Linked DNA regions of Homo sapiens: region 2 is linked to region 1. A link is a loop called in an ENCODE intact Hi-C map of the cell type or tissue named here. Cell type or tissue: HCT116. All regions are shown on one strand. Each heading gives the region's core, and the rest is flanking DNA. Links, peaks and the distances in the headings are about the cores only. Region 1 has its middle 54 kb from the start of NELL2. Region 2 overlaps NELL2 (neural EGFL like 2).

The links. Hi-C counts contacts between places; a loop is a spot of excess contacts. Peaks named below come from ENCODE experiments on the same cell type or tissue, not always from the same donor. Only the 100,000 strongest peaks of a DNase experiment are listed, where the experiment ranks them.
Region 2: it touches region 1 in a loop (6-fold over the local background); 23 of 110 quality-filtered maps call a loop at or near these places.

The regions. Positions count from the first base shown.
Region 1 is chr12:44,922,607-44,938,218 of GRCh38, reverse strand. No RefSeq gene overlaps it. Among named protein-coding and RNA genes, the nearest start is that of NELL2, 54 kb to the right of the region's middle. RefSeq lists an enhancer at 11,103-11,272. In HCT116, for the core only: a CTCF peak has its summit at 7,016 (motif pointing right); a DNase peak (open chromatin) is centred at 7,018.
Region 2 is chr12:44,767,674-44,783,285 of GRCh38, reverse strand. It overlaps NELL2 (neural EGFL like 2), which reads left to right. Exons shown (of 20, transcript NM_001145108.2): 4 at 3,264-3,437; 5 at 3,527-3,623; 6 at 5,972-6,044; 7 at 6,162-6,244; 8 at 7,136-7,264; 9 at 8,437-8,539. Among named protein-coding and RNA genes, the nearest start is that of NELL2, 100 kb to the left of the region's middle. In HCT116, for the core only: a CTCF peak has its summit at 8,279 (motif pointing left); a DNase peak (open chromatin) is centred at 8,275.

The DNA of each region.
Region 1 (15,612 bases), core at 3,404-11,403:
GGAGGAACTAATAGAGTAAGAATTCACTCATTCTGGAGGGAGGACATCAATCTATTCTTGAGGGATCTGCCCCCATGATCCAAACACCTCCCATTAGGCCCTACCTTCAACATTGGGATCAAATTTTAATATGAAGTTTGGAGAGGACAAATATCCAAACTGTATCAGGCCCCCATGGCCTTCCTGAGCATTTTCTGTATGTTGAAGTGATCTGTATACTTTACTAGTTTCTACGTGTCTTGACGGAGGGGCTATATATTCATTTTCTTTACTCCTAGGGCCTACCAAGTGCTTGGCACATTGTAGCCTCTCAATAAATTTTATTTATTTATTTTTTTAAATTTCTTTTTTTATTATTTTATTTTTATTTCATTATTATTATACTTTAAGTTTTAGGGTACATGTGCACAAAGTGCAGGTTAGTCACATATGTATACATGTGCCATGCTGGTTTGCTGCACACATTAACTCGTCATCTAGCATTAGGTATATCTCCTAATGCTATCCCTCCCCCATCCCCCCACCCCACAACAGTCCCCAGAGTGTGATGTTCCCCTTCCTGAGTCCATGTGTTCTCATTGTTCAATTCCCACCTATGAGTGAGAACATGCGGTGTTTGGTTTTTTGTCCTTGCGATAGTTTACAGAGAATGATGATTTCCAATTTCATGCATGTCCCTACAAAGGACATGAACTCATCATTTTCTATGGCTGCATAGTGTTCCATGGCGTATACGTGCCACATTTTCTTAATCCAGTCTATCATTGTTGGACATTTGGGTTGGTTCCAAGTCTTTGCTATTGTGAATAGTGCCGCAATAAACGTACGTGTGCATGTGTCTTTATAACAGCACAATTTATAGTCTTTTGGGTATATACCCAGTAATGGGATGGCTGGGTCAAATGGTATTTCTAGTTCTAGATCCCTGAGGAATCACCACACTGACTTCCACAATGGTTGAACTAGTTTACATTCCCACCAACAGTGTAAAAGTGTTCCTATTTCTCCACATCCTCTCCAGCACCTGTTGTTTCTTGACTTTTTAAAGATTGCCATTCTAACTGGTGTGAGATGGTATCTCATTGTGGTTTTGATTTGTATTTCTCTGATGGCCAGTGATGATGAGCATTTTTTCATGTGTTTTTTGGCTGCATAAATGTCTTCTTTTGAGAAGTGTCTGTTCATGTCCTTTGCCCACTTTTTGATGGGGTTGTTTTTTTCTTGTAAATTTGTTTGAGTTCATTGTAGAATCTGGATATTAGCCCTTTGTCAGATGAGTAGGTTGCGAAAATTTTCTCCCATGTTGTACGTTGCCTGTTCACTCTGATGGTAGTTTCTTTTGCTGTGCAGAAGCTCTTTAGTTTAATTAGATCCTATTTGTCAATTTTGTCTTTTGTTGCCATTGGTTTTGGTGTTTTAGACATGAAGTCCTTGCCCATGCCTATGTCCTGAATGGTATTGCCTAGGTTTTCTTCTAAGGATTTTATGATTTTAGGTCTAACGTTTAAGTCTTTAATCCATCTCGAATTAACTTTTGTATAAGGCGTAAGGAAGGGATCCAGTTTCAGCTTTCTGCATATGGCTAGCCAGTTTTCCCGGCACCATTTATTAAATAGGGAGTCCTTTCCCCATTGCTTGTTTTTCTCAGGTTTGTCAAAGATCAGATAGTTGTAGGTATGTGGCATTATTTCTGAGGGCTCTGTTCTGTTCCATTGATCTATATCTCTGCTTTGGTACCAGTACCATGCTGCTTTGGTTACTGTAGACTTGTAGTATAGTTTGAAGTCAGGTAGCGTGATGCCTCCAGCTTTGTTCTTTTGGCTTAGGATTGACTTGGCGATGTGGGCTCTTTTTTGGTTCCATATGAACTTTAAAGTAGTTTTTTCCAATTCTGTGAAGAAAGTCATTGGTAGCTTGATGGGGATGGCATTGAATCTGTAAATTACCTTGGGCAGTATGGCCATTTTCACGATATTGATTCTTCCTACCCATGAGCGTGGAATGTTCTTCTATTTGTTTGTATCCTCTTTAATTTCATTGAGCAGTGGTTTGTAGTTCTCCTTGAAGAGGTCCTTCACATCCCTTGTAAGTTGGATTCCTAGGTATTTTATTCTCTTTGAAGCAATTGTGAATGGGAGTTCACTCATGATTTGGCTCTCTGTTTGTCTGTTATTGGTGTATAAGAATGCTTGTGATTTTTGTACATTGATTTTATATCCTGAGACTTTGCTGAAGTTGCTTATCAGCTTAAGGAGATTTTGGGCTGAGACAATGGGGTTTTCTAGATATACTATCATGTTGTCTGCAAACAGGGACAATTTGACTTCCTCATTTCCTAATGGAATACCCTTTATTTCCTTCTCCTGCCTAATTGCCCTGGCCAGAACTTCCAACACTATGTTGAATAGGAGTGGTGAGAGAGGGCATCCCTGTCTTGTGCCGGTTTTCAAAGGGAATGCTTTGAGTTTTTGCCCCTTCAGTATGATATTGGCTGTGGGTTTGTCATAGATAGCTCTTATTATTTTGAGATACGTCCCATCAATACCTAATTTATTGAGAGTTTTTAGCATGAAGAGTTGTTGAATTTTGTCAAAGGCCTTTTCTGAATCTATTGAGATAATCATGTGGCTTTTGTCTTTGGTTCTGTTTATATGCTGGATTACATTTATTGATTTGTGTATATTGAACCAGCCTTGCATCCCAGGGATGAAGCCCACTTGATCATGGTGGATAAGCTTTTTGATGTGCTGCTGGATTCGGTTTGCCAGTATTTTATTGAGGATTTTTGCATCAATGTTCATCAAGGATATTGGTCTAAAATTCTCTTTTTTGGTTGTGTCTCTGCCTGGCTTTGGTATCTGGATGATGCTGGCCTCATAAAATGAGATAGGGAGGATTCCCTCTTTTTCTATTGATTGGAATAGTTTCAGAAGGAATGGTACCAGTTCCTCCTTGTACCTCTGGTAGAATTCGGCTGTGAATCCATCTGGTCCTGGACTCTTTTTGGTTGCTAAGCTATTGATTATTGCCTCAATTTCAGAGCCTGTTATTGGTCTATTCAGAGACTCAACTTCTTCCTGGTTTAGTCTTGGGAGAGTGTATGTGTCGAGGAATGTATCCATTTCTTCTAGATTTTCTAGTTTATTTGCGTAGAGGTGTTTGTAGTATTCTCTGATGGTAGTTAGTATTTCTGTGGGATCGGTGGTGATATCCCCTTTATCATTTTTAATTGCATCTATTTGATTCTTCTCTCTTTTCTTCTTTATTAGTCTTGCTAGTGGTCTATCAATTTTGTTGATGCTTTCAAAAAATCAGCTCCTGGATTCGTTAATTTTTTGAAGGGTTTTTTGTGTCTCTATCTCCTTCAGTTCTGCTCTGATTTTAGTTATTTCTTGCCTTCTGCTAGCTTTTGAATGTGTTTGCTCTTGCTTTTCTAGTTCTTTTAATTGTGACGTTAGGGTGTCAATTTTAGATCTTTCCTGCTTTCTCTTGTGGGCATTTGGTGCTATAAATTTCCCTCTACACACTGCTTTGAATGTGTCCCAGAGATTCTGGTATGTTGTGTCTTTGTTCTCGTTGGTTTCAAAGAACATCTTTATTTCTGCCTTCATTTCGTTATGTACCCAGTAGTCATTCCGGAGCAGGTTGTTCAGTTTCCATGTAGTTGAGCGGTTTTGAGTGAGATTCTTAATCCTGAGTTCTAGTTTGATTGCACTGTGGTCTGAGAAACAGTTTGTTATAATTTCTGTTCTTTTACATTTGCTGAGGAGAGCTTTACTTCCAAGTATGTTGTCAATTTTGGAATAGGTGTGGTGTGGTGCTGAAAAAAATGTATATTCTGTTGATTTGGGGTGGAGAGTTCTGTAGATGTCTATTAGGTCCGCTTGGTGCAGAGCTGAGTTCAATTCCTGGGTATCCTTGTTGACTTTCTGTCTCATTGATCTGTCTAATGTTTACAGTGTGGTGTTAAAGTCTCCCATTATTATTGTGTGGGAGTCTAAGTCTCTTTGTAGGTCACTCAGGACTTGCTTTATGAATCTGGGTGCTCCTGTATTGGGTGCATATATATTTAGGATAGTTAGCTCCTCTTGTTGAATTGATCCCTTTACCATTATGTAATGGCCTTCTTTGTCTCTTTTGATCTTTGTTGGTTTAAAGTCTGTTTTATCAGAGACTAGGATTGCAACCCCTGCCTTTTTTTGTTTTCCATTTGCTTGGTAGATCTTCCTCCATCCTTCTATTTTGAGCCTGTGTGTGTCTCTGCACGTGAGATGGGTTTCCTGAATACAGCACACTGATGGGTCTTGACTCTTTATCCAATTTGCCAGTCTGTGTCTTTTAATTGGGGCATTTAGTCCATTTACATTTAAAGTTAATATTGTTATGTGTGAATTTGATCCTGTCATTATGATGTTAGCTGGTTATTTTGCTCTTTAGTTGATGCAGTTTCTTCCTAGCCTCGATGGTCTTTACAGTTTGGCATGATTTTGCAGTGGCTGGTACCGGTTGTTCCTTTCCATGTTCAGTGCTTCTTTCAGGAGCTCTTTTAGGGCAGGCCTGGTGGTGACAAAATCTCTCACCATTTGCTCGTCTGTAAAGTATTTTATTTCTCCTTCACTTATGAAGCTTAGTTTGGCTGGATATGAAATTCTGGGTTGAAAATTCTTTTCTTTAAGAATGTTGAATATTGGCCCCCACTCTCTTCTGGCTTGTAGAGTTTCTGCCGAGAGACCAGCTCTTATTCTGATGGGCTTCCCTTTGTGGGTAGCCTGACCTTTCTCTCTGGCTGCCCTTAACATTTTTTCCTTCGTTTCAACTTTGGTGAATCTGACAATTATGTGTCTTGGAGTTGCTCTTCTCGAGGAGTTTCTTTGTGGCATTCTCTGTATTTCCTGAATATGAATGTTGGCCTGCCTTGCTAGATTGGGGAAGTTCTCCTAGATATTATCCTGCGGAGTGTTTTCCAACTTGGTTCCATTCTCCCTGTCACTTTCAGGTACACCAATCAGACGTAGATTTGGTCTTTTCACATAGTCCCATATTTCTTGGAGGCTTTGTTCGTTTCTTTTTATTCTTTTTTCTCTAAACTTCCCTTTTCACTTCATTTCATTCATTTTGTCTTCCATCAGTGATACCCTTTCTTCCAGTTGATCACATTGGCTCCTGAGGCTTCTGCATTCTTCACATAGTTCTCGAGCCTTGGCTTTCAGCTCCATCAGCTCCTTTAAGCACTTCTCTGTATTGGTTATTCTAGTTATACATTCGTCTACTTTTTTTTCAAAGTTTTTAACTTCTTTGCCTTTGGTTTGAGTTTCCTCCTGTAGCTCGGAGTAGTTTGATCGTCTGAAGCCTTCTCTCACCTCGTCAAAGTCATTCTCCGTCCAGCTTTGTTCCATTGCTGGTGAGGAGCTGCGTTCCTTTGGAGGAGGAGAGGCGCTCTGCTTTTTAGAGTTTCCAGTTTTTCTGCTCTGTTTTTTCCCCATGTTTGTGGTTTTATCTACTTTTGGTCTTTGATGATGGTGATGTACAGATGGGTTTTTGGTGTGGATGTCCTTTCTGTTTGTTAGTTTTCCTTCTAACAGACAGGACCCTCAGCTGCAGGTCAGTTGGAATTTGCTAGAGGTCCACTCCAGACCGTGTTTGCCTGGGTATCAGCAGCAGTGGCTGCAGAACAGCGGATTTTCGTGAACCGCGAATGCTGCTGTCTGATCGTTCCTCTGGAACTTTTGTCTCAGAGGAGTACCCGGCCGTGTGAGGTGTCAGTCTGCCCCTACTGGGGGGTGCCTCCCAGTTAGGCTGCTTGGGGGTCAGGGGTCAGGGACCCACTTGAGGAGGCAGTCTGCCTGTTCTCAGATCTGCAGCTGCGTCCTGGGAGAACCACTGCTCTCTTCAAAGCTGTCAGACAGGGACACTTAAGTCTGCAGAGGTTACTGCTGTCTTTTTGTTTGTCTGTGCCCTGCCCCCAGAGGTAGAGCCTACAGAGGCAGGCAGGCCTCCTTGAGCTGTGGTGGGCTCCACCCAGTTCGAGCTTCCTGGCTGCTTTGTTTACCTAAGCAAGCCTGGGCAATGGTGGGCACCCCTCCCCCCCAGCCTCGCTGCCACCTTGCAGTTTGATCTCAGACTGCTGTGCTAGCAATCAGCGAGACTCCGTGGGTGTAGGACCCTCCGAGCCAGGTGCGGGATATAATCTCCTGGTGCGCCGTTTTTTAAGCCTGTCGGAAAAGCGCAGTTTTAGGGTGTGAGTGACCCGATTTTCCAGGTGCCATCTGTCACCCCTTTCTTTGACTAGGAAAGGGAACTCCCTGACCCCTTGCACTTCCCGAGTGAGGCAATGCCTTGCCCTGCTTCGGCTCGCGCACGGTGTGCTGCAACCACTGTCCTGCACCCACTGTCTGGCACTCCCTAGTGAGGTGAACCTGGTACCTCAGATGGAAATTCAGAAATCACCCATCTTCTGCGTCGCTCATGCTAGGAGCTGTAGACCAGAGCTGTTCCTATTCGGCCATCTTGGCTGCCAGAAGAAATTTTATTAATTGAACAAAGAAGAAGAAAGAAATAAAAACATTCTGATTCCAACTACCCAACCTTATTTCCTCCCAAGCCTCCTTGACTTACTTCCTTCTTTCTGATTATGGGTATTAAAGGATATGCTCCTTTAATAAATATTCAGAAACTGCACCTCAGCCATGTTAAGGGTTTTCTTGTTGCCTTTCAATTTTTGAAAAAGGACACAAAAGTCCAAACTTCCAGATTCTTTCTTTGGTTCCAGGGCAACGTATAATATTAACTTTGTATTTTTCTTTATCTGTGACATAGTCGGCCATAAATCACCTGGTTACTGTATTATATACGTTAGTGTTCTAGCATAATAGTAGTTTTTGCTGTTTGACAGATGTTCCAGACTAAAATGTTGTAAAATAATAGATCATTAAAAGAAACTAGAGTTGATGGCCAAGAAATTCAATTTTTTTCCTAACAGAATCAAAGCATTTCACTAATTAGTTACTTTATTCCACAAGATGGCGCTGTAGTTCTTCCAATTATTTGGAATAGAGCAGCTCAGGGTTTTATTTTTAAAAGTATCCTCCCCTTCCTTCCTTTGTATAAAAGTGACACATAAGAAAGAATGTAAGGCTGTTACTTCATAATAGGCCTGATTTACTATATATTTTAGAGAAGTCCATGGTAATAGCCATAGAAGAGTCAATAACAGGAATTAGTACACAACAAATTATAACCAGAAATGAGATATGATTATTTTTGTGCAGTTTCTTAAATAAACATAGTCTACCCTTTGTTTATATGCTATGAATTAGAAATTATTTTTTAAAGCTTATGGATAGAATTTTAATGTTTTTTAGTACTACTTTGGGTGTTCAAAATCTGAGCTGCTTAACTCACTGGATATTTCTATGTCTTTTGTAATAACTTTTAAAGCTATTGCATAGGGCTTAATCCATTTCTTTATGATAGCCCAGCAATACCAGCATTACCTGGGTCTGTCTGATCTGACAGGAGGGTCTTCTATTAAATTCTGTTTTAAAAAATTCAATTTGTTTAGTCTTGTGCAGAAAAACATATTAGATATGGGACTAATTTCTTTTTAGTAAATATTTTAGTGTTTAATTTGCATCTCAGTTTTGTTCTAAATATTTTTTAGTTGTATCCTTTTGAAGTTAAGACTTGCCAAAGTTCCCAGATAAATTTGCATTTGAATCAGTTTATAGTAATGATTTTGAGCCCTTTTATGTGCAAAGGACAGTTTTAATTGGATCTGCTAGGAAAACAAAATTTTATTATTCCTTTCAAAAAACAAACATTGCTTAAAATAAGTTTGGAAGACTTGTATTTAAAATATTTTGGCAGTGAATTATTTTTAAGTTTCACTTTGATCATACTTGGTAAGTTTAATAAAAATTACATATTGACCCCAAATACTAAAGATTTTAATTAATGCCCTAACACAGTCTCCTTGTTAGAATCAGAAATTTATTAAGTAAAAAGCCCAAACATCAAGGGAAAACAAGTAAATTAGTGTGTGTAATTCTTAATTATGTCTAATTAAAATCAATTTGTAATGCATTTACATTCACAAAATCACGTAAGTTATCAGTGTCTGAGACAACAGTTTGTGTTTATGAATAGCACATTTGTAAGGAGTGAATTAGTTAGTGTGCTAATTAGAAAACTCTTGCAAGAGAAGACAGGTTGTAGTTCATTTTTATCTATTTCTCTCAATTTTGATCTTATAGTGGTGAGTGGGTGGAAAAGCCATGATTAAGTTTAAAAGCTCTGAATGTACATTAGCAGATATGTTTGTTCTTTTAGTTGGTGCTTTAAGTAGTTTAGCCATGTATACACTTATTTCCATTACTACTAATTATGTTTTTGAAAGCCTACTATGTGTCAAGCACATCATGCCTTTATTTAATTCATACAATAGTTGTATGGAACAGGTAGCATTATTCTGCGTTCACAGATGAGGATACTGATGCTTAGAGAAATTTAATAATTCATGAGGGGTCAGACAGCTGGTGAGTGGGGCTTGGGATCTAAAGGCAAGTTCTTATGACTCCAGAGCCTGCACTTTAAACCACTAACGTGCATTGTATTTGCAACTGCCATGTCAGGTAGCTTTTAGTGAAGTCTGCCAATTTTAGTATGAAATATTCTGTTTGTAATGTGTAAGGAGTAGGTCAGGCTTTCTAATTGTGCTGTTTATGTAAGGCACAATAAGGACTTTTGCAAAGGGGACTTGTCAAGTTATCATGATACTGGCTGCAAGCCAGAGGTTTCCTTAGCAAAGTGCTAAGACAAGGGCTACTGGGGTAAAAGGGAAGCTCTTATTTCCTCCTCTTTACCCCCTAAATTGCCCACATCTCACTTTTTCAATGTATAAAGTACAAGCCCACCTAGGTTCTACTGGGTGAACTCTGCGTAAATTTTAAAAATACTTAAAACCCACCAAATTTATTACCTCTCAACAGACTTAGTCAAAAGATGCAATGTTTCTATTCCAAAATGCTGTGATCTTCTTAAAAGAAAAGAATGAGTTTAAAAAATACTTGATGAGCTAAAATTGCTGCTGAAGTGCTTTTTGTGTCATTTATTAGGGAAGATTTCCCACATATTCTGTTGCTAAGCCCCTAAAAGTTATTAAAGGAAGCACACTTGTGAATATCTTCAAAAAGTGGGCAGGTGGTCATCCCAAGGAGATGAGTTTGGGTAAAGTGAAGTCTTCATAGAAAAATCAAATTCTTAAGGCTTATTGCAATCCTAAATTAACCTAAACTCTAAGTTTTCTTTGATTGACTGAATGATGCCAGAAAGATCAACTGGGCTGTACATAGAATTGCACAAAGCACAATTAGACAGGCAAAGTAGGGCAACACACATCTAATGGCAGAAGGTTTCGTGATTCAAATCGATTGACTGAATGATTCTTTCCTTCAGTCTGTCATTTAACCATCTGTCCAGTTGCCATTTAACAGTTACTTAGTAGCATATTTAATTCAGTATTTATTGATCCCTCTGTTACAGGCACTGTGTGAGGTACTGCAAGCCTTAACTGACACACAAAATTAAATAATCAATTCAATGCGTTTGCCTCAGCGTGTATGTCTTTTACGGTCCTGATGATTAAATCGTTTTAGACTGAAGTCCTTGCGTTTTATTGTCAGCCTGTTTGAGCAAGTGATAATCTGTCAATCAATAGAGTCAATGGAACTTAAATTATTTGGGTGACAGTATTGATCAAAGTGTTTGGTGTTTAAAGGTCTTGGTGTGGGTTTTCTACATAGTTATTCACATAGATAGTAAGCAAACTGTTAAGTCACATCCACGCAGTGTTCTAATAGGAGTGGCAATAGTAGTAATCATAGTAATCATTCTCAAATTTATAATAGTAAGGCTAACTTCATTGGTGAGAACCAAACTTCTTTTTTTTTTTTTTGAGACGGAGTCTCCTTCTGTCGCCCAGGCTGGAGTGCAGTGGCGTGATCTTGGCTCACTGCAAGCTTTGCCTCCCGGGTTCACTTCATTCTCCTGCTTCAGCCTCCCAGGTAGCTGGGACTACAGGTGCCCACCACCATGCCTGGCTAATTTTTTGTATTTTTCAGTAGAGACGGGGTTTCACCGTGTTAGCCAGGTCTCTTGACCTCTTGACCTCTTGATCTCTTGACCTCATGATCTGCCCACCTCAGCCTCCCAAAGTGCTGGGATTACAGGCGTGAGCTACCACGCCTGGCTGAGAACCAAACTTCTTATGTTAGTGCTTTAAATATTCCATTCAGGATCTGACTGGGCAACATCTTTCCTAGAAACAACAATAAAAACCTTGCATTATCTTGGGCAAGTCACTATTATCTCTGTCCCTTAGTTTCCTCCCCTGGTAAGGCAAAGAAGCTGCTATAGATGATTTCTAAGCTCAAGATCAACACTAAAGTTTTATAATTTTAGGTTTTGGATTTCCTCCTGATCTTAAGTATTTGAAGAATTCTATTTAAAAATGTTATTCTTAGGTAATGCTTAGCAAATAGACAATAAATATAGTGAATAAAAGGCAAATAAAGCATTTGACCAATGTCAACTTCATGTAATGCTTATTAATTGAGCATCAACTATGTGTTGGGCATTGATGTATGTGCCTCGTGACTCAGCAGTAAATTCGATTAAGGTGTTTTCCTTCATGTATTTTACAATTTAGTGGGAAAAGTTGACAAACAAACTTGAAAAGAAGCAGTAATTACAGATAGTTACAAATGCCCTGCAGGCTAATTGGAGAGACCTGAGGTGGTGTGTCTAGATAGGATGGTCAAGGAAGGCCACTCTGCTGTGTGAAAATCAAGGATAAGAATATTCTAGGCATTGGGAAAAGCTAAAGCAAAGCTGTTGCGGTTGGAAGTTGCTTTGTAATTTTCTTTCTTTTTCTTGTTTTCATGTTTGAACTAGTTTATTTCAAAGGAATAAGACTTTCAAATAAAAGTAAGCATATTAAGCGCATAAGATAATATTTTTAGTGAAATTCAAATCATTTTTTACAATAAACAGACAATATTTTCTAATTATGTTAATTTACTCAATCTCCTCATTTTTCTATTTTATGTTTGTAATTTACCTATTAACTCTCTAGCACATATATGCATTTTATGTTTTCTTTGTTAATAGTGGTGCACAATTGAAAAGTTTAGTTGCGATTGAGTTAAAGAAAATTGGTTTCATGGAATACCTTTCTGCAACATTTGAATACACATAAAAATCCCTATCAAAAACTAAGATATAAAACTGTGTACCTCTATTTTTAATCTAAAGTCATTTTATACACTGGAAAGTAAGTACAAGTGCAATATTTACTGTAAAATACGCACTAACCACTTTGTTGATATAAAATTTAATGAGTTCATAATTATGCAAACATTTGTCATTGGGAGTGAAGGACATATAGATTCTATCTGTATTATTTCTTATAACTACTTATGTAGTTTTCAAGAGACACAGAGGCAGATAGGAGCGGGAAAGTGGTCTATGATGTGGCTGGAGTTGGTCAGTGTTGAGAGGGTGTCATTGTGTCTTCTAGGACTTAGGGAGTTTGGATTTTACTCAATTTGCAATGAGAGTATGAGAAAGTCTTAAATATATTTCCGATCCTCCTGCTATATAAATGTATAACCAGAGATTCTGGATGTTGAGGTACACTTAACTAAGATATTCCCTTCCCTCCCTGTGTCCATAGTGACATTTTATCAGTTTGTCTTTGAAACTTATTTCTAAAATTACTTTGTTAAAGCAGGAAGGCCTTTTCCTTGCTTACTAATTGAAGATTGGAGTATTTCCAGAGGTAACTTTGAGAAACAAGAAGCAAATATGGTAAACTCCAAAAGGAGATGAAAAATATGTTTGTAATCTATTTTTAGAAATTTTAGTATTTATAAATCCTTTTATTCCGTGAGATTTCTACAACAGTGGGAGTCAAATCCCTATTTTGTGATAAGGAGTTACAGACTTGGGATTTGCCCTTAATATACTTGATATTGTGAATTAAGGATGAATAAAGATGAACTTATCAGAGAAATAAAGATTTTACTTTACCATGGGGTAAAGGAATATTCTAAATATTACTAAATATCTTCATATGGAGACAGAGAGAAGGAAAGGTCTGAACTGAAGTGCACTGATAACCTTTTACAAGAGCTTTACTATATTATGGGATGTCAAGAGCCTTTGAAAGATAATTGGAAAGTTGATTCATGTTTAATAAAGGGAAGCTTATTTATGGGGGGTAAAAGTTGTGTATAATGATAGACAATTTTCCCTCCAAAATATGAGAAGCTAAATTATTACTTATAAATAGTAGCATGCTGGTTTGAGCTAAAGAAAAGTAAAATTAAATTATGTACTTTGCCATATTAGTGTGTGTTTTAAGGGAGTCATGTAATGCACTTGAACTTGTGTCTTCACCTGTGAAAATAAAATGGAACCAAATGACTTCTGAAAAGCCTTATAGTGCCAAAGTGTGTATAATTCTATGTGATCAACACTGATAAGTTAATTCTGTAAATAGGCGAATATAGGAGAGAAAATCATAAGGAGAATACAGGAGAGAAAGTGTTAATGTTATGACCAATTGTTGAGTCAGGAATGTTGGAAGGGAACAGGATAAGTATATGTTATAATAAGATGTAAGACTCTTCAAAGATCGGTTGGTTAAAATAAGTTTTTGTTTTGTAAATAGTAAGGAGACATCTGAAAATTTGCAATCCGAAAAGAGTTATAGGCAAGTTGCAAGTTGTAACTCTTTTACCCATCCCTTATTACCTACTTAATTATCTGCATTAAGTAGAAATTGGATTTCATAAATATTCTCTAGTATTGGCCATTTCAAAAAACACCTTCTGGAAATAAAACTGTGTATGAGTTATTGCGTTCTGCACGTGTTTTCACACTCGTATGACCTGAGGGTAGTTCTGTGAATTGGTCATCTTATTAAGTCATTGCTGTTTCTTGCCTCTCTTCTAGAAGATAGGCAAGGACAGATAGAACCTACATGTCCTTTCACTCCCAATGACAATGTTTGCATAGTTATGGACTCATTAAATTTTACATCAACAAAATGCTTAGTGCATTTTTTACAGTAAATATTGTGCTTATACTTACTTTCCAGGGTATAAAATCACTTTAGATTGAAAATAAAGGTACATAGTTTTATATCTTAGCTTTTGATAGGGATTTTTATATGTATTCAAATATTGCAGGAAGGTATCCCATGAAACCAATTTTCTTGAGGCCTTTGTTCTCAATAATACAAAGTCCTATCAGAAAATGAGAGGGTAGTTTAAACTTCAGAAAGAAATGAGAGTTCAGGCCGGGCAAGGTGGCTCATGTCTGTAATCCTAGCACTTTGGGAGCCCGAGGTGGGTGGATCATTTGAGGTCAGGAGTTCAATAGCAGCCTGGCCGACATGGTAAAACTCCATCTCTACTAAAAATACAAAAATTAGCTGGGTGGTAGTGGCATGCGCCTGTAATCCAGGCTACTTGGGAGGCTGGGGCAGGAGAATCGCTTGAGCGGTGGGGGCAGAGGTTGCAGTGAGCCGAGATCACGCCCCTCACTGCACTCCAGTCTGGGTGGCAGAGTGAGACCATGTCTAAAAAAAAAAAAAAAAAAAAAAGAGTTCAATCTGGTGATTTTTTTTCTTGGATTTGTGTGTAGATATTTGTACAGGAAGCTTGAATGTTGGAAGACAAGTTGATTTCCTGTATGGGTAATATTTATCTAAAACTTACATGAAATTGACAAATGTGAAGAATAAATGCCAAGTGATTTAATTGCTACAAGTTTACCATTTTTTATATATATCTAAAGGAATAAATTTTATAATCCACAGTAAGTGGAATTCGGGATCTCAAAATTAAACATAAAACTCAGAAGATTTGGTATTTTTCAGTATGTGTTTAATTTTAAAAAGAAAACAGGTCATGCAGAGGTTAAGGTTAGAAAATTTATTTAAAAAAAAACCACAACTCTAGATGCAAAGAAATTAAGGCTATATCCAAGTACTTTGCTTTCTCAAGACATAGTCCAAGACCTTTTTCTCTTCTCCCTGAGTGCTTTCATCAATGCCCAAGGCTTCAGTTACCATCTCTAGGTATATGATTCCTAACATCCATGTCTCTGCTCCAGGCATCTCTGCCAAGATCCAGACTCATCTGTGACCCTGACTACTCAACATCAGCATGTGGATGTCTCATTGGAACCTAAACTCAACATGGTCAAAACTAAATTCTTTTACCCATCCCCTACTACCTCATTCTCTTCTAATTGTTTATTTAAAAAAAAAAAAGATCACCCAGCAGCATGAGCCAGAAGACTTGTCCCTATCCTTCACTCTTCCACATCTAATCCATCACCATTACAATCTTCTGGACATTTTTTGAACCACTCGCACAACCTTTGAATCTGTCCATTTTGTCATAGCTCGTTCCCTTGTCTGAGCTACCCTCATCTCTTATCCAGGCTACTAGAATATCCCTTAGCTCATCTCTCCATGTCTATTCTTGCCTTCTTCCAATTCACAGCCAAGAGCTATAGAGAAATTTTTACAAGGCAAATATGATCATTCACTCTCCTTCGGAAAATTCGGTGAAGGTTTCCCATTGTCTACCAAGATAAAGTAAAAAATGTTTAACCTTGCCTCAATTCCTGTATGATCTGGCCCCTACCTGCTTCACCAGACTTACTTTGATGTACCCTCTCCTTTACTCTTTGGACCCTAGTCAACTTGACCTATGGATTTCTTAAATGTGCCTTTCTTTCCTGCCAATGGTCTTTATAGTGTTATTTTCTTTGCTTACAACATTCTTCCCTGTCTAGTCTTCAAATTAACCCTTATTAGTCCCTAGTAAGCAGTTAACTCCTATTTATTACTTCGCCCAAACATCATTTCCCATTTTCACCTTTTAGAAAAGCTCACATCTGTTTAATAAATGCTCTCTTGTCACCCTGCACCTTTTTTTCATTCATTCATCCAGCAGTTGTTGGGTATCTATAGTGCCATGTACTCTTCTAAAAGCTAGAAATGGAATGAGGGGAGACTGACAACAATTATAGGACAAAACAAGATAATTTCAAATAGTGATGAAGATTATAAAGAAAATAAAACCAATTACTGTGCTAGAGAATGACTTGAGAGAGGTACTTGGGTTATTATGTTTGCAACTGCAATTAAATGAATGATAGTACATTTTGCTTGTTGAATGTGTGTCTTCTCTGTAAAAACATGAACTTCCAAGAACTGGTACTTTGTTACACTTACTCACACCATATCCCAGCAGCACTAGGTATAATGCCCAGGACATAGCAGACTCAATAAGTATTGCCAAATGAATGAATTGGCCTACTGTATTACCTCCCTAGAGCTGCCGTAACAAAGTATATCAAATCAGGTAGCTTAAAACAACAGAAATTTATTGTCACAGTTCTGGAGACTTGAAGTCTCAGATCAAGGTATCTGCAGGGCTATTCTCCCTCTGAGGTCTCTGGGGGAAGAATTCTTTCTTTCTTCTAGCTTTTGGTATTTGCTGGCAATCATTGGCATTCCTTGGCTGATAGCTGCAT
Region 2 (15,612 bases), core at 3,428-11,427, 150 kb after region 1:
CTTCTTTTCTAATATATGCATTTAGTGCTATAAATTTCTCTCTCAAGTATTGCTTTACCTGTTTTTTTGGCAATTTTTGATATTTAATTTTAATTTTAATTTATTTTATGTATTTTTAAAAATTTCCCTGAGCCTTCCTCTTTGACCTGTGGATTATTTAGAAATATATTTAGCTTGAAAACATTTGGAGATTGTCTGGTTATTGATTTTCAGTGTGATTCTGTTGTGGTTGGAAAGCATACTCTAAGTGATTTAAATTTTTTAAAATGTTGTTTTGTTGAGGTTTATTTTATGGCTCAAGATATGGTCTGCCTTGGTATATATCCCTTGGGAACTTGAAGGGAATGTGTATTCTGTTGTTGTTGAGTGGTATGTTCTATAAGTGTTGAGTGGATCCTGTTGGTTGATGGTATTTTTGAGTTATATATTCTTGACATTTTGGCTAGTTGTTCAAATAATTGTTGAAACAGGGGTGTTGACGTCTGCAACTGTAATTGTGGATTTTACCATGTATTCTTTCAATTCTATCAGTTTTTGCTTCACATATTTTGCAGCTCTGTGTTTTCGGTAATACACATTGAGAATTGCTATGTCTTCTTAATGGATTGATTTTTTTCATCATTTTTATAGCATTTCTGTTTGTCTTTGGTATTTTTTGGCTCTGAAATATATTTTTCTGAAATTAATATAGCCATTTCTGCTTTCCTTTGATTAATAGTTTCAATATATATTATTTTCTATTTGTTTACTTTCAAACTGCCTAGACTGTTATATTTGAAGTGAGTTTCTTACCAACAGAATATGGTCATGGTTTTTAATCCCTTCTGCTAATCTCTTTCTTTTAATTGATGCATGTAAACTATTTACTTTTAATAAAATTATATGCTTGAGTTTAAGTCTGCCACTTTATTTTTTATTTTATGTTTGTTCTCTCTGTTTTATTTTTCTGTTTTTTTTCTTACCATGGGTTACTTGTTTTACAATTTCATTTTATCTGTATGTTTATGAGTGTGTCTCTTTGTATAGCTTTGTAAGTGGTTGCTGTAGGTATTCCATTATATATACATAACTTATAACTGATTGTTCGTATAGTCATTTTACCAGTTTGAGTGATGTATAGAAATTTTAGCTGTCTTTATGTTTCTTTACCCTCACTCATTTATAACATAAATTCTTTAAATATTGTTTAACATACATTTAGGACACAGACTCTTTTGCTTCAATTTTGAGCTGTTGCTTCAGTTGTCAAACATACTTTAGAAAAGAGGAGAAGGAAAGCTTATTGTATTTACCCATTTTTCTTTTTTACATACTATGTTCTTTCTACCTTCCTGATGTTCCAAAGCTTTTTATTTTATATTTTTCTTTCTGTTTAGAGGTCATTATTTTGCTGTTCTTTTAAAATAGGTCTTCTCATGATAAATTCTCTTAGTTTTCCTTTATCTGAGAATGTCTTGATTTCTCTTCATTCCTGAAGGATGTTTTTGCTGGGTATACAATTCTACGTGTACAGCTCTTTTTGCTTTTGTCACATGAAAAATATTTTACCACTTCTTTATGGCTCCCATGGTTTCTACTGAGAAACACACTGTCACTCTAATTTTTCCTTGTACTTAATGTGCAAGATTTTCTCTGTCTACTTTCAAATTTTTTCTTTGTTTTTAGTTTTCAGAAGATTAATTATGATATGGCTTGATATGAAGTTGAAAATTGTTTTGAGTTTATCTTGTTTAGGGTTTCCTTAGATTCTTGAATCTGTGAGTTTATATCTCTTGCCAAATTTGGGAGGTGTTCAGCCATTATTTCTTCAATATTGTTTTTTAAGCTCGCCTCCTTTCTCCTCTCTTTCTCGGATGCTAGTGATACAAATGTTAGATCTTTTGTTATAATCTCACAGCTCTTTAAGACTGTTCAACTTTTTTTTCAGTCTATCTTCTATTTGTCACATTGGATGCTTTTTTTTCTGTCTTCCAGATAACTGATTCTTTTCACAGTCACTTCCATTCTGCTGTTTAGCTTTATCCACTGAGCTTTCATTTCCATTATTGTATTTTTTTGGTTCTGAAGTTTCTATTTGGTTTTAAATTTTTTTTCCCATTTTTCTTTTTCTTTATTGAAACTTTCTATTTTTTTCATTTAAGTCTTTTCATAATTGTTTTTGTCAGTGCTGCTGTAAAATATTTGTTGGGTAATTCTAACATCCTTATCATTTTAGTCTTGATATCTGTTCTTTTTCTTTTTACAATCTGTTGGAGATTTCTTTGCTTCTTGGTATAATGAATGATTTTTTACTGAAACCTGGACATGTTTGTATCATGTTCTGAGACTTGAATCTTATTTAACCCGCCTGTTTTAGCCAGCTTTCTCTGACACTGCTTTGTCAGGGGAAGGGAGGGTGCCATCTTGTTACTGCCAGGTGGAGGTAGAAGTCTAGATTCCCCACTTGCCTTTGTTGACAGTTGAGGGGGAAGCTTCTTTTATTTCTGAGTTGGGGGAAGTTTCAGCTTCCTATATGGTTTCTGCTGGCACTGTGGCGGGGTGGTTTCATTACTGCTGGATGACTATAAAACTCCTGACTCCTTAGTAGGCTTCCTTTGATACTATCCCAGCGGGGAAAGGGAAGTGTGCTTCATTACTTCCAAGATGAGATGGAAGTCCAGGCTCCTCATTGTATGGTCTTCACTAGTGCTGTGGGGGGCCTCATTACTGCCTGGGAGGGTTAAAATTCTTGGCTCTAAACTTGGCCTTCTCTGACACTATTCTGGTGTTACATGCCTCATTTCTGCTTGAACAGGGTAGAAATATAAGCTTCTTACTTAGCTTTTGTTTGGCATGGTTTGGGATGGGGCCAGTTTTTTCTGTGATGTTTGACTGGAACAGAGAGATTATTATCTAGCAGTTTCTGTCTTGCTAGACTGATCCTTTCTTTGTTCTTCAGCTAGAGAAAGCAGGCTCATCTTGAGGATTTTTTAGGTCTACATTCATTGATATTTCCAGATTGAAGCCTTCTTTAGCTCCAAGTCCAGGATATATGACACAAAATGGAAACCCATTGAACTCACTACCATATTGTTCCTTGGATCCTGAATATCTTTTTTTCTCTATCTTCTAGATTCTTCTGTGTTTGTTTTGTATATGATGTCTAGTTGTACTTAGTGGGAGAACTAGGAAAAGTACATCTATTCCATCCCGTAGACAGAGATCACTTCAATCGTTTTTGAACTTTATTTTTAATGTGTCCCATGTGGCTCTTCTCTCTGCAGGTACCTGGAACTGGAAAGTAGTGGCCATCGGAATGAAGTCAGACTGCATTACCGCTCAGGCAGTCACCGCCCTCACACAGAAGTGTTTCCTTACATTTTGGCTGATGACAAGTGGCACAAGCTCTCCTTAGCCATCAGTGCTTCCCATTTGATTTTACACATTGACTGCAATAAGTAAGTGTAGTGTCCTCATTTTAGGAAATGGAAGATTCTAAGAAATGACTGTCTACTCACGTTCCTTCTTTGATGTTTCTTTTTTGCAGAATTTATGAAAGGGTAGTAGAAAAGCCCTCCACAGACTTGCCTCTAGGCACAACATTTTGGCTAGGACAGAGAAATAATGCGCATGGATATTTTAAGGTATCTTTTGGCAAAAGTCTGAGAATGAAATGTAAATGCTTTCTAATGAGTTTCAAAAAGTAGATTTTACTTTTTATGGTGTGAAACAAAATAATTTGATTTGTAAATTAGAAAATTTGTGTCTGTTTCATTTTTTTAAACAGTAATATTTTAGCCAGCAAACATTATTTTCTCTTCTTTTTTCAATGAGTTTAATTGTTAGATATTACAGAAATGATCACAAGGCTGCAATCAGGGCAGTTAACAGGTCATTCTTTGAATTAACCTTTCAAAGCAATAAAAATCTAAAATGTTAACATACAAATAAACTCTCCACCACTGAAATATAACCTTTGATGATACTTTTACAAAGATGTTAATAGCGGATTGAAAGCTTTTTAGTATATATTATTCATGGTCTCCTTGTACTGCAGAAAGTGAGAAAGGAATACACATATGTGCACAAATCTGTCAAAAGAGAAAGCAGTTATAATTTATATCTTTTCCTTTAATATGTACTTGGAGACAACACTTCATAGAATTTCTTCATTGGAGAGGCTCTAAGGGACATGTCATTTAACTTTCCATATTTTAAAGATGAAGAAATAAAGTCCAGAGAATTGCTTGACTACAAGCCCATAGTGCAATCATTTTCCCCCAGTGGCTATGACAGTCCCTACAACATGGAAGTGGCTCGATGAATGATTACCAAATCAAACAATGATAAGTGATAGTTCAACTCATAGATTTCAAGGTAGATCACATACCAGTGAATTTAATTGTTTTCTAAGCAAAGTTTATAATTCTATAAAGGTGTTTTGGGAACTTATTTAAGCATTGCCTGTTACCAGGAAACCAGATACTTGAAATATATGATTCCATCTAATAGTAGCCTTGCTAGTCTTGATGCAGGGTCATTTTTTATTTCTGTTTTATTATGCATAAACCTGCACAGAGGGGTAAAGTAACTTGCTTAAAGATAGGCAAATAGTAAGTGACACAAATAGGAAATTGGTTCCATGCTTGCAAATCCTAAAACCATGCGCTTTTCCCAGGTAAGGGATAGCAGATGTGTGCTGTGAGTCCCAAATCTCATCTCTATTTAATCGTGACAGTCCTTCCCATGGAGCCTAAGTGTGGCCTCAAAATCTCCACATGTCAATTATGTGTACAACTCTGGGGGTCATTCTCTTTATTGTAGTCCATAAATAGTATCCATTAGAGTTGTACAGTGCATAAACTATATAACCGTACACGATAGCCTTGTTTTTATGTTGCTGCTTCTAAGTGATAGGAGTTGGTACACAATTTATTTCATCAATCTAGGCCCAAGCACACACTGGATCCAGTAATACCCACACAGTAAAAATACTTAAATATTTATCGTTCACATTGATACATGCTATTAATCAGATTAAACATGTACAAGACATAGAGACCAGTATTTGACTGGTAAATCTTTATAGGTACGTTTAAAATTATATTGATGTCATGTTGGTACAGTTATTCCTATCATTAGATATTTTGTTTGCATTTTTCAAATGGATAAAGTAAAATATTAATTTAATAAAATATATAAAGGCCATGAAGAAATGGGGGGAGTGTGGCAGATAAAAGAGACAGCTGGATGTGTCTGATAGATCATTTCTGAGCCACCATTGGTCTTTGCTTTAGGAGCCCAGCAAGCTGGAAGCTAATTATACCTTAATGACTAAGTATGCATGTAAATTTTGCCTATAAACATGTGATAAAATTTTCTATGTAAAACAGGTCATTTCCAGCTGACATTTAAAAAATTTTCATTTTAAACTTTCTGTACTCATAAGAACTCATCACTATATTTTGCTGTAGCTGTTTAATGAATCTATTGTCCTTTTTAAATTGAGAAATTAGTTTTAAAAGATCCCACTTTCATGAGATGCTCAAATGAGCATGCTTTCATGACTCAGTTTTTCTATCCTTTTCTTTAATAATTAAAGTTAATTTAAAATTGGTATCAATTTCAGAGTTGCTGAAGCTAGAAATTATTATCAGGTTGATTTTTTTAAAGGTCATTTTCAAGCCCGTCAGTGGCTAACTAAAAATAACTTCTCAAAACAACATAACTATTGCCTCTTAGTTATATCTTGACATTTAATCTTAAGGCTTTAAAAACATTATCAATAAGAGAATACATGGGTAATCATCTATTGTGCCTGATGAATTTCTTTCCCTTTGGTATGAAGTGGAAATAATGTATTAACAAAGACTTTTTACTCAGGGATTTTAGTGAGTGTGTTCTGTAATATTTTCCTTCATGAACTTGACCATTGAACATAATTTGGGTAAATGAAAGTAATATGTCTTTTTTTTCTATTTTTCACACACAGGGTATAATGCAAGATGTCCAATTACTTGTCATGCCCCAGGGATTTATTGCTCAGTGCCCAGATCTTAATCGCAGTAAGTCTATTAGTTCTTGCACTGTGGAGTCCCCATATATTACTTGTCAGCATAGACTTAACCAGATTGAACCCCTTATAAATGCATCTTGACCAAATGTAGTGTTTGTAATTCCAGCCTGTCCAACTTGCAATGACTTCCATGGACTTGTGCAGAAAATCATGGAGCTACAGGATATTTTAGCCAAAACATCAGCCAAGGTAAAAGCTACTCAAGAATACAGTGTGGAAGCTTAAAAATCCTTGATGTTCCCAATACTTCCATTTATAACCATAGATTTTCACCTTCGAGGCTCTTCTTATACTATACTGTTTGCTAGGACTGAATCTAAATCTCTGCTTAAGGAAAGGCTTATAAATATTAAAACCCTAGCCATCTGTATAACAAATAATTCAGTAAATCAGGAATGAGGCAGATTACCTAATTTATACACTGCTTACTACAGGAGGATTTATTGTTTAGCTTTTATTATTATTTATTTTTATTCAGTTTTTCATTACAAGCAAGGAGGCAGTAGGACAGTGTAAAGAATATAGACACCAGAATTGTATCAAAGAAATGGTCCCATAAATGCTTTCTACCACTATGTTACAGTTCTAGGATTATTTACTAATATCTTAAGCATATGTCAGGTTTACCTACAATTTCACTAGACTTGTAATTTTGTATAGTAGTTACAGAATACCTGATGGTTGTGTTGTATGGTGTATGATTTGTTTCTTATACAACATAAATTCTGAATTTTATTTTTTTACTTGAAGAAGCATATAAATGAAATTAAACATTTTTCTTTTAAATGGAAAGTGCTTCTCTGCATTTGAGTGATGTTTTGAATTAACCTTTGATTTATGTCTTATAAATTATGTTGTTTGTTTCTAAGGCAGGGAGCAAATTTATCACAAAAAGAAGAGGAGAGAAAAAAACATTCTTTTAAATTAAATTAAAGTCTTAAATATGTTTATGGCAAGTGGTTGATAAGCACAGCCATCATCATTGCTACATACTTTAAAAAAAAGATACCTGCGGAGTGTTTCACATTTCTGTGTTGCTGGAAGGATGAACAATGTAAAACCCGTTCTTTTGTGCCACAGCTGTCTCGAGCTGAACAGCGAATGAATAGATTGGATCAGTGCTATTGTGAAAGGACTTGCACCATGAAGGGAACCACCTACCGAGAATTTGAGTCCTGGATAGACGGCTGTAAGAACTGCACATGCCTGGTATGGCTTCTATTTGAGTTGAGACTAAGGGAACTCAGATGCTCCCACTCTTTAAAAATTTATTAAAACAATGTAATCATGAAAATTTCAAGACCCATTTCCTCAAGACACAACACTAAAGTGTCAACAAACCTGGTCATATCTAAAGAACTGTGTTGCATTATTAAAAACACTTTCTAGCTTCTAAAGATGATTATGGTTTAGGAATGCTATAAAGTTTAAGTTTATTGGTACACACATGAAGTTAGCAATTTAAATTAGGTAAAGTGATTCCTAAAGAAGACTATCCTCTTATCCTTAACATTTCCAGAGATTTTTCTCCCTTGTGTTTTCATGAATGCATTTTCATGAAACTAAGTCATATGCAGCATTAAATATTGTGTCCAGATTGAGCAATATAAGCAAATTAGATAGAGTTTAAATGATTGGGACAATCTAATAGTTTATTAATACAGTGGAATACAAATTATAAAGTTTAAATAAATGTGATTTTGCTAATTGCTCGCTAATGAAGTAGAATATTTTATTGCATTATGATTTCAGAAATATATGTTCATTTTCAAAGAAAAGTTCAAAGAGTTTGGTTTTAAACTTTTAAATTACACATGAACTCATCTGTTAAAGCTGGTTTTCTGGAAAGAAGTCAGACATCTATGTGAATTAGGCTTTTAAAAAAATTTCTCAAAGTTCATCCAGTTTATTCAAAAACAGAATATCATGCATATAAAAAGATCAAAAGTAGTTCAGAACTGTGTGTGTGTGTGTGCGTGCGCACGCACATGCATGTGTGTGTGCGTGCGTGCATGTTCGTGTGCATGATACAGTTTTTATTCAGGAACATGATATGTTCCTAAATTTTTTAAATGGGGAGCAAAGGTTAAATTGAGTAGAAGACGGAATGTGGTATAGTGAAGTCAATAAAATGGGAAGCCCGAGCAGCCAGCTACCTGGGAGCTCTGGCCACCTTTAGGAATCAAATTCCTTGCGGTGGTCCTGTCTCCAGTTTGGCGCCTCCTTGTGGTGATTGTCAGCACCGCCTCCCCTCCTGGCAATGAATGGCCTGTTCTGTTCTCTTCACATGAAGAGTTTAAAATTTAAGGAATGAATTCAAAAATTCTTGAAAACTACTAAACTCTAACATGGAAATTCTTTAAATATTGTTTCCTTTTCAGAATGGAACCATCCAGTGTGAAACTCTAATCTGCCCAAATCCTGACTGCCCACTTAAGTCGGCTCTTGCGTATGTGGATGGCAAATGCTGTAAGGAATGCAAATGTGAGCATAACTTTTATGATGAATACTTTCTTTGGAAAAATAAAGCACTGTATTAATAAGTATTCACCCATCATTGGTTTAATCTGGGCAAGCTAAATAGCTTTCAGAAGTGATGGAATAAAGGAAGAATACTTTCTCTGTTTTGGTTGATTAGTTCTTTTCCATTTTAAAATGCTATGCCCCTATTCCAGTAGGACAATTTTTTCTTGGAGTAATCTATTCCATATAGTGATAGTAGTAGGAAACATGTGTAAGAAACTTACTGGAAGTTATTTCACTAATTGTACTATTTATTGTAAGTGTCTCCCAAATAGGTTAAGAATGGTTCACACGGCTGCAATAACCAAAGAAATCCATGATACAAGTGGCCTTCAGCAGCAGAAGATATGCTGTTCCATTAGCCCAAACAACAGAAGTCCACATTATTATAGGATTGTCCAGTGTAGATAAGGGCCATGGCCTTCATTCAGGGAAAAAAAGGCTCACACCACCATGTGTGGAAGCTTTTCTGCCTTTTAGCAGTCATTATATAGCAGTTCACTTCGGTTGTCAGAAAATACTTTTTGACTCATCTGTAACTACCCTTAACTGGGTTCTAGATCGTTCAATAAATAATGGAAATAATTTATTTATGTTTCTTATACTTTAAAAGACTTCACTTAAACCTTTGTTAAAAAGAGTGTTTAAAAATTTTGCTGTTTTTTCCACAAAGGAGTAGTAACATACATGAAAACTGAGTTGTTTTAAAGTTTGTGGAATATATAGAGCTCTGTAAATGCAAGTGTATTTATATGTATACTCTCAAAAAGACAAAGTAGGGAGAAGTGGCGGCGGGGTGGAGAGAAAGACAGTAGCAATGTGCTACTGCTGGTGAGGGTGACAAGCTATCAGAGAAAAATCAAGAAGTTGCTTCATAGTCCGTTGATTTAATTCCCTCAGGAAGGCATTTATATTTAATTCTATTAGGCTTTACATTGAAGCCAGTCCGTCTCATAAGACTGTATTAGCCTAGTCAAGTCGATTCAGTGGAACTAGGAAGGATTGAATACAATTTTTCTTACATGTCACTAGCTAATTTCCTTGGTGAGAAATAATCTGCATTTTTCTAGGACTTCTCTTAATAAAAGGAGGCTTGTGGCAATATATAGTTTTGTTTGTAGGTGGTTAGAAAGAGGAAGGAAGAAGGACCATATATACATATATGGCTTCATATTCATAATACAATAGCAAGGAATCATACTTTTTGCCTTAACTTCTTTTTTTTTTTTCTTGAGACGGAGCCTCGCTCTGTCGCCCAGGCTGGAGTGCAGTGGCGTGATTTCCGCTCACTGCAAGCTCCGCCTTCCAGGTTCACGCCATTCTCCTGCCGCAGCCTCCTGAGTAGTCGGGACTACAGGTGCCTGCCACTACGCCGGGCTAATTTTTTTGTATTTTTAGTAGAGACGGGATTTCACCCTGTTAGCCAGGATGGTCTCGATCTCCTGACCTCGTGATCCGCCCGCCTCAGCCTCCCAAAGTGCTGGGATTACAGGCGTGAGCCACCGTGCCCTGCCCTGCTTTAACTTCTTTTATCTTTCTTTACATCCATAATTTTATGTTGTTATTCATGGATATGACAGATTTGCATTAAGTGATGTCAGTGTTATTAGATACAGGTTGATTGAAATAACGGGCCATTGTGAGAGATTCGTCAGAAGTGAATTTCAATTCTCATCTTACCATTTGCCTGTGTTACCAAGAGTAAACTGCAGACTAAATCGGACTAATGCTTGAATTCTTCCCAATAAACATGCGGTTAGACATAATGAAATGATAAAATGTTTTGAGATTCATTAATGAAGAGTGTTTCAGGCAGTCTTTGGTGTTAATGATTGAAAACCAACTGTTTGCTTCATATAGAAAATAGTTAAAGCTGGAAGTGAGTGATCAGTGAGCAGACCACAACATAATGAAAAAAAAAAGCCATAGGCCCTCATTAGATATGGCTAAAAAATAATAAGTATTAAGCGACTTTATCTTTCTGTTCACATTTAATGATATATAAGTACCATGGAATAGAGAGGAATAGAGAGGGTTCATGCTTATGTTTGCTTGTTATTTCAAAGATTTGAAATTTTAGTTTTAATGAATTTAACATTTTACTAGAGCTAGCAAGACATTTCAGTAAACAGCCATAGATATTTCCCCTTAGGGAAATAAGCATTTAGTTCATATGGTGAATATTCTTAGCGGTTCTTTTTGGGAATGAGTCTCTGCAAAGCACAATTTAAAAATAAGTCACTGACAATATCCAGAAAATGTGCTTCTGAAAAGTCTTGTAGAAGACAAATAACACTTAAAATAAATGTAATAGTAATCCTTTGACTGACTGACTTAAATAGTACAGATTTTCATATGTATTTAAAAAAAGTGGGAGAAACCAATAGTTACACATGTCTATGATGTCTTGTATGTGTGTTTGTGCGTGTGTGTGTGTATCACCATTGCATGTGAGGAGAAACAGTCTTATTTTCCTATGTTAATTCCACAGTAGTGTCACTGTTATAATTTATGAAAATCTAATTTTAGTGGAGTAGAAGTAAATTCCTATGTTTTTTACTCTTTTAAATATAAATATAAGCCCTCTTCTTAGACCCTACATTGATCCTATCTTTGAAACGCTTCTGCTCAACTGCCTTTTTAATGACAAAACCTGATAAAATAGATTATTATTGAAAACAGCTTAAAGAGATTAATAGCTTACTGTTTCTAAAGCCCTTGGAAGGTAAAGCGTATAACCTAACTGCTGAATGTGACTCTGCCAAGATTGAAATGAACGAAACACGTGCATGTGGCCAGTCACTTTTTGGTGCTCTTCCTTTAATGCTTTCAGGCTTGCTTCATCGGAGTTGTTTGCGCATTTCTGGGCAGTCCTATTTTGCAGCTTCCTTTATACTTTCCCTCGGTAACTTCAACTCCAGCTCGTTATCTGAATATAAATACTGATGAATAGCAAGATGGTTGTTGTTCTGGGAAAGAAGTCAGAAGAAACCAAGCCTTTTCTTTAGTTGAATCTACATAAACAAAGCATTGGGAGGAGGGGCTTAATTTCCTGCCTGGACCATTAAAATAGTGTGCTGGAGTTAAACAGAGAGGATAAAATCCAAAGGCAGGAATGCCAAGGCCAAATCGTTAAAGCCATAGTAATTACAGCCATAATGAAGCCATATTTCTCCTATAGGTTACAAGACACATACTTTGTGCCTCATTTGATCTTTACAGCTCTATAAGTACGTATTATCTCCATCTTCCTAATAAGGAGAATTCCAAGTCATTCAGGAACGTGCAGTTAGTTAGAGGTCTCAGAGAAGTTCCATCTGAAAGTGCTGTGTTTGACAGCCTGCTTTCCTTTTTTTTTTTTAAAAAAACCATCTGTTATAATTAATCTAAGTGATCTACTTTTATCGACCAGTTGCTAAGCTCACCAGAGGTGTTTTGGAATCCTGGTTGAGTCTTAGGCAGCAGAGTTTGCCTTCACCACTCATCCTCTTTCCTTTCAGTCACCATCTCCTCCACATCCTTTATCCCGGTCTCAGGCTCTCAACTAGCAAACAGGGACATTTAGTGACACATATTCAAGATAGCTGTAGAAAATGGAAAGTATAAATATTTTAGGTGACCTTAACTCTGAAATAGAATGAGGTCAAGATATGATTAAAGTACATAAAATCTCAACCCAGGTTTAAAAAAAAAATTATCAGAAAATAATTGACTGAAATTCTAGGAAATCAAATGTTACTGAAAGTCACTGAATTTAGGAAACAATTTAATTTTTCTGAATATTAATGCTATTACATGGATGCATGCCTTTATTTATTTATTTATATTGATTGTAGATTCAGGCTTGTGTACAGAGCTCTGCTTCACAGGAAAGGCGGTTCATGAGAATAGGGAATCTGAGGCAAATCTGAACTGATGCTGTAATGTCTTTCCTCCATTGTTAGAGAGTTCTCAAATACAGGGAATGTGAATGTGACCATCAGAACTGGTTGGTATTTGCCTAGTAGCAACAGTTAGTTTAAGTGGTATTTCCTCAGAGTCCAGAATTATATGAATAAATACAAATCATCATTCTTTTGGTTGAGCAAGGTCAGAGTTTCAGTATATAATATAGATTACACTTTAATATTCTATGTGCTGATTAGACATCAGATTATTTTAAACTTAATTTTAAAAGCCATCTTGGTTTAGTTAAAGTGGACTTACTGTAATATCTTTGCATATTGAATAGTTAATTCTGTGAGTTACAAGTCGGATTTTCTGGGTCTGAATTCTGACTCCACAACTTATTAGCTGTGAGACTTTGGTCAAATTGCTTAACCTCTCATGGACTCAGTTGCCTCATATGTATAATGGAAATAACAATTGTATCTACTTTATAGGGGCTGTGTAAGCACTGAATAGGTAATAAATGTAAAGTGCTTAGAACAATGTTAACTGTTATTACTGTTTTTATTAAAAGAGTCACTCATGTTTTTATTGATAAAAATACAAAGTAGTGAAATGATCTCATTAGTTCATTAGCTTTAGATTTTAAAGCTACGTAGGACCTCAAGAGTTCTTTGAAATAGCCATTTGCTTTTGGGAGGTATGGTTTCATTATTCCCATTTTATAGAAGAATAATGAAGCCAGGTAGATTGTGACATTACTAAGATCAAATAGTATGTAATGCACGGTAATTTTTTTCTCTCAAATTGTGTCCTGATTTCCCCAAGACCACTCTCTTCCTCAATATTGTGGGCGTATCTTAATCAAGGTTGAAACCCAGAACTAATATCTCATTATTATGTACTGTTTTGTGTGTCTGGCTTCTTGTACTCAGAATCACCTTTGTGAGGCTCATCCATATTTCTGATGCGGGTCAAAAATGTAGCTGCATCTCATTCATACTTATTGTATCATTTTGACGTCCACTGCAGATCAGTTATACTTATTGCTGCATATATTTTATTTGTGTTTATGTACCACAATTCAGTCTATTGTTGGATGGCAGTTAGGTAGTTTGCCGATTTGGGCTATGTGAATAGTACTCATAGAATAATTCTTTACATGTTTCTTGGTCTTAGTTATGTATGTATTTGATGGGTATATATTTAAAACAGTGGAATTGTTTGGTCAGAGGGTAAAACTGTTTGACTCTATGGCAAAACCAGTTTTCCAAACAGTTTTCCAAAGTGCTTATACTAGTTTATTTTCTCACCAACAAGGTAGGAAAATTCCAGTTGCCCCACACCCTCACCCACACTTGGCATTTTTAGTCTTTTTAATTTTAACATTCTGATAAATGATGTTGGTAAATGATATTGTACCGCGGCCTAATTTTGTTATTTCCCAGGTGACTAATGAAGATGAGTGCCTTTTTGTATATTTATGGGCTGCTTTCATTAATATTAAATAATAAAAAGTAAGAGTAAGTATTTTCTATTTATACTTTTCCAAAGAACTATTTTCTTGCTTTTAGTAGAAGTGGTAATTTGGGAGGCTTATTTTATTTGCACATCAATATAGATGATTCTAGTCCTGTCACCTTAAAATGTGTAGCAAAGTAAGGGTAGTGGAGATTAAATGATTGCTGCTCAAGTACTTAGTGATTTTAAAAATTGGATGATAATCTGATAAAATGGAATCAGAGATTTCTGAACATGTGTTCTTGACTTTTCAACAAAAATCAGCAGAATATAATTCACCAATAATTTTTTTTTGTTTTTAACAGAGGGGGAAAACATAATTTATGTAGGCTATGGTGAAAAAGAAAATAATTTTGAAACAAAGTAACCAGTAAACATAGCTATTTTTACAATAATGCTGGAAGCATGGGAAATATTTAGGATGTACTGGAGGTTCTCATGCATGAACACAATTATAAATTAGTTGGTGTGATAGAGACACGAGGGGCCACATGAATAGAATGCCAATATAAAATGAGAGGAATTATGTAATAATGAAAAAGGTAGAAGTAGCAATCAAAAGAAAGGTGTGTTGTTTTACGTATCAGATGCGCTGTTTTAAGAATATTTCTTGAAAGTCTGTAGTGAATAAGGAATTTTATGACACAGCAAAAAATTGAGCTGAAAGCTAATGGTGTCACTGGAAATCACATATCCAGCCTTGGTCTGGACGGTCTTTTCTCACTAAAATTACTTTAATTTAGTATTTGAAATAACATTGAATAAATCATAGAATTAGAACACTTTTATAATTCTATAGGTATATGTGACAAATAGGCAAGAAAATAGTTCACTTGTATATTACTTTAAGATAATGAGCTTCTGATAGGGAATGTTTTCTCTAAAGACAAATAGCTAAATTTTTAAAGAGAGATTTCATCAAGATAATCCTGTAGGCTTCCTAAATACTGTACTGTCATTAATTTTATCTTAATTAAAAAAAAAACCCTTTAAAAAGGCACTTGGCATGCTGCTACCTTTTAAACATTATAAAAAATGATGTCCAATCAGTGGAAAAATACCGAATTGGCAATATATTAATAAACTAGAATAATTAACAATGCAGCCTTCAGATTAAGGCTGTGAGACAGCATGTGATATATTTTAATGATCTTTAGAAAAATATAAATCTACTGTTAATTAGTCAGCTCATAGCAGAGCTGCAATGCCAGGGAAATGTAGGGCAGAATCACAGAGTGATTACAATGTCACAGTGACTTAGCTGCTGTGTCCTGTATGCTAGTCCTGGGTAGTGTAAGTAGTTTAACTCTACCATTCTTTCTTCCCAATCCTAGTACAGTATTTTTAATGCTTTAATTAAAAATAATGCATGCATATAATAAATCTGCAAACCATGCAAACAGATATAAAATGAAACATAAACACCTCCCTATTCTTTCTCCTCCAAACTTCTGGTTTTTGTGTTTCCCTCCAGATGACTTTTAATGTGTCTACTCACATTGCCTGTCTAGGCTTTTTATATATTGTAAATGATATTAAGCATTTTCCTGAACTTTGTTTTTTTGTTAATAACATATATTGGAGATATTTTCATATTAAATAAAAATAGTTGCATATTATCCCAC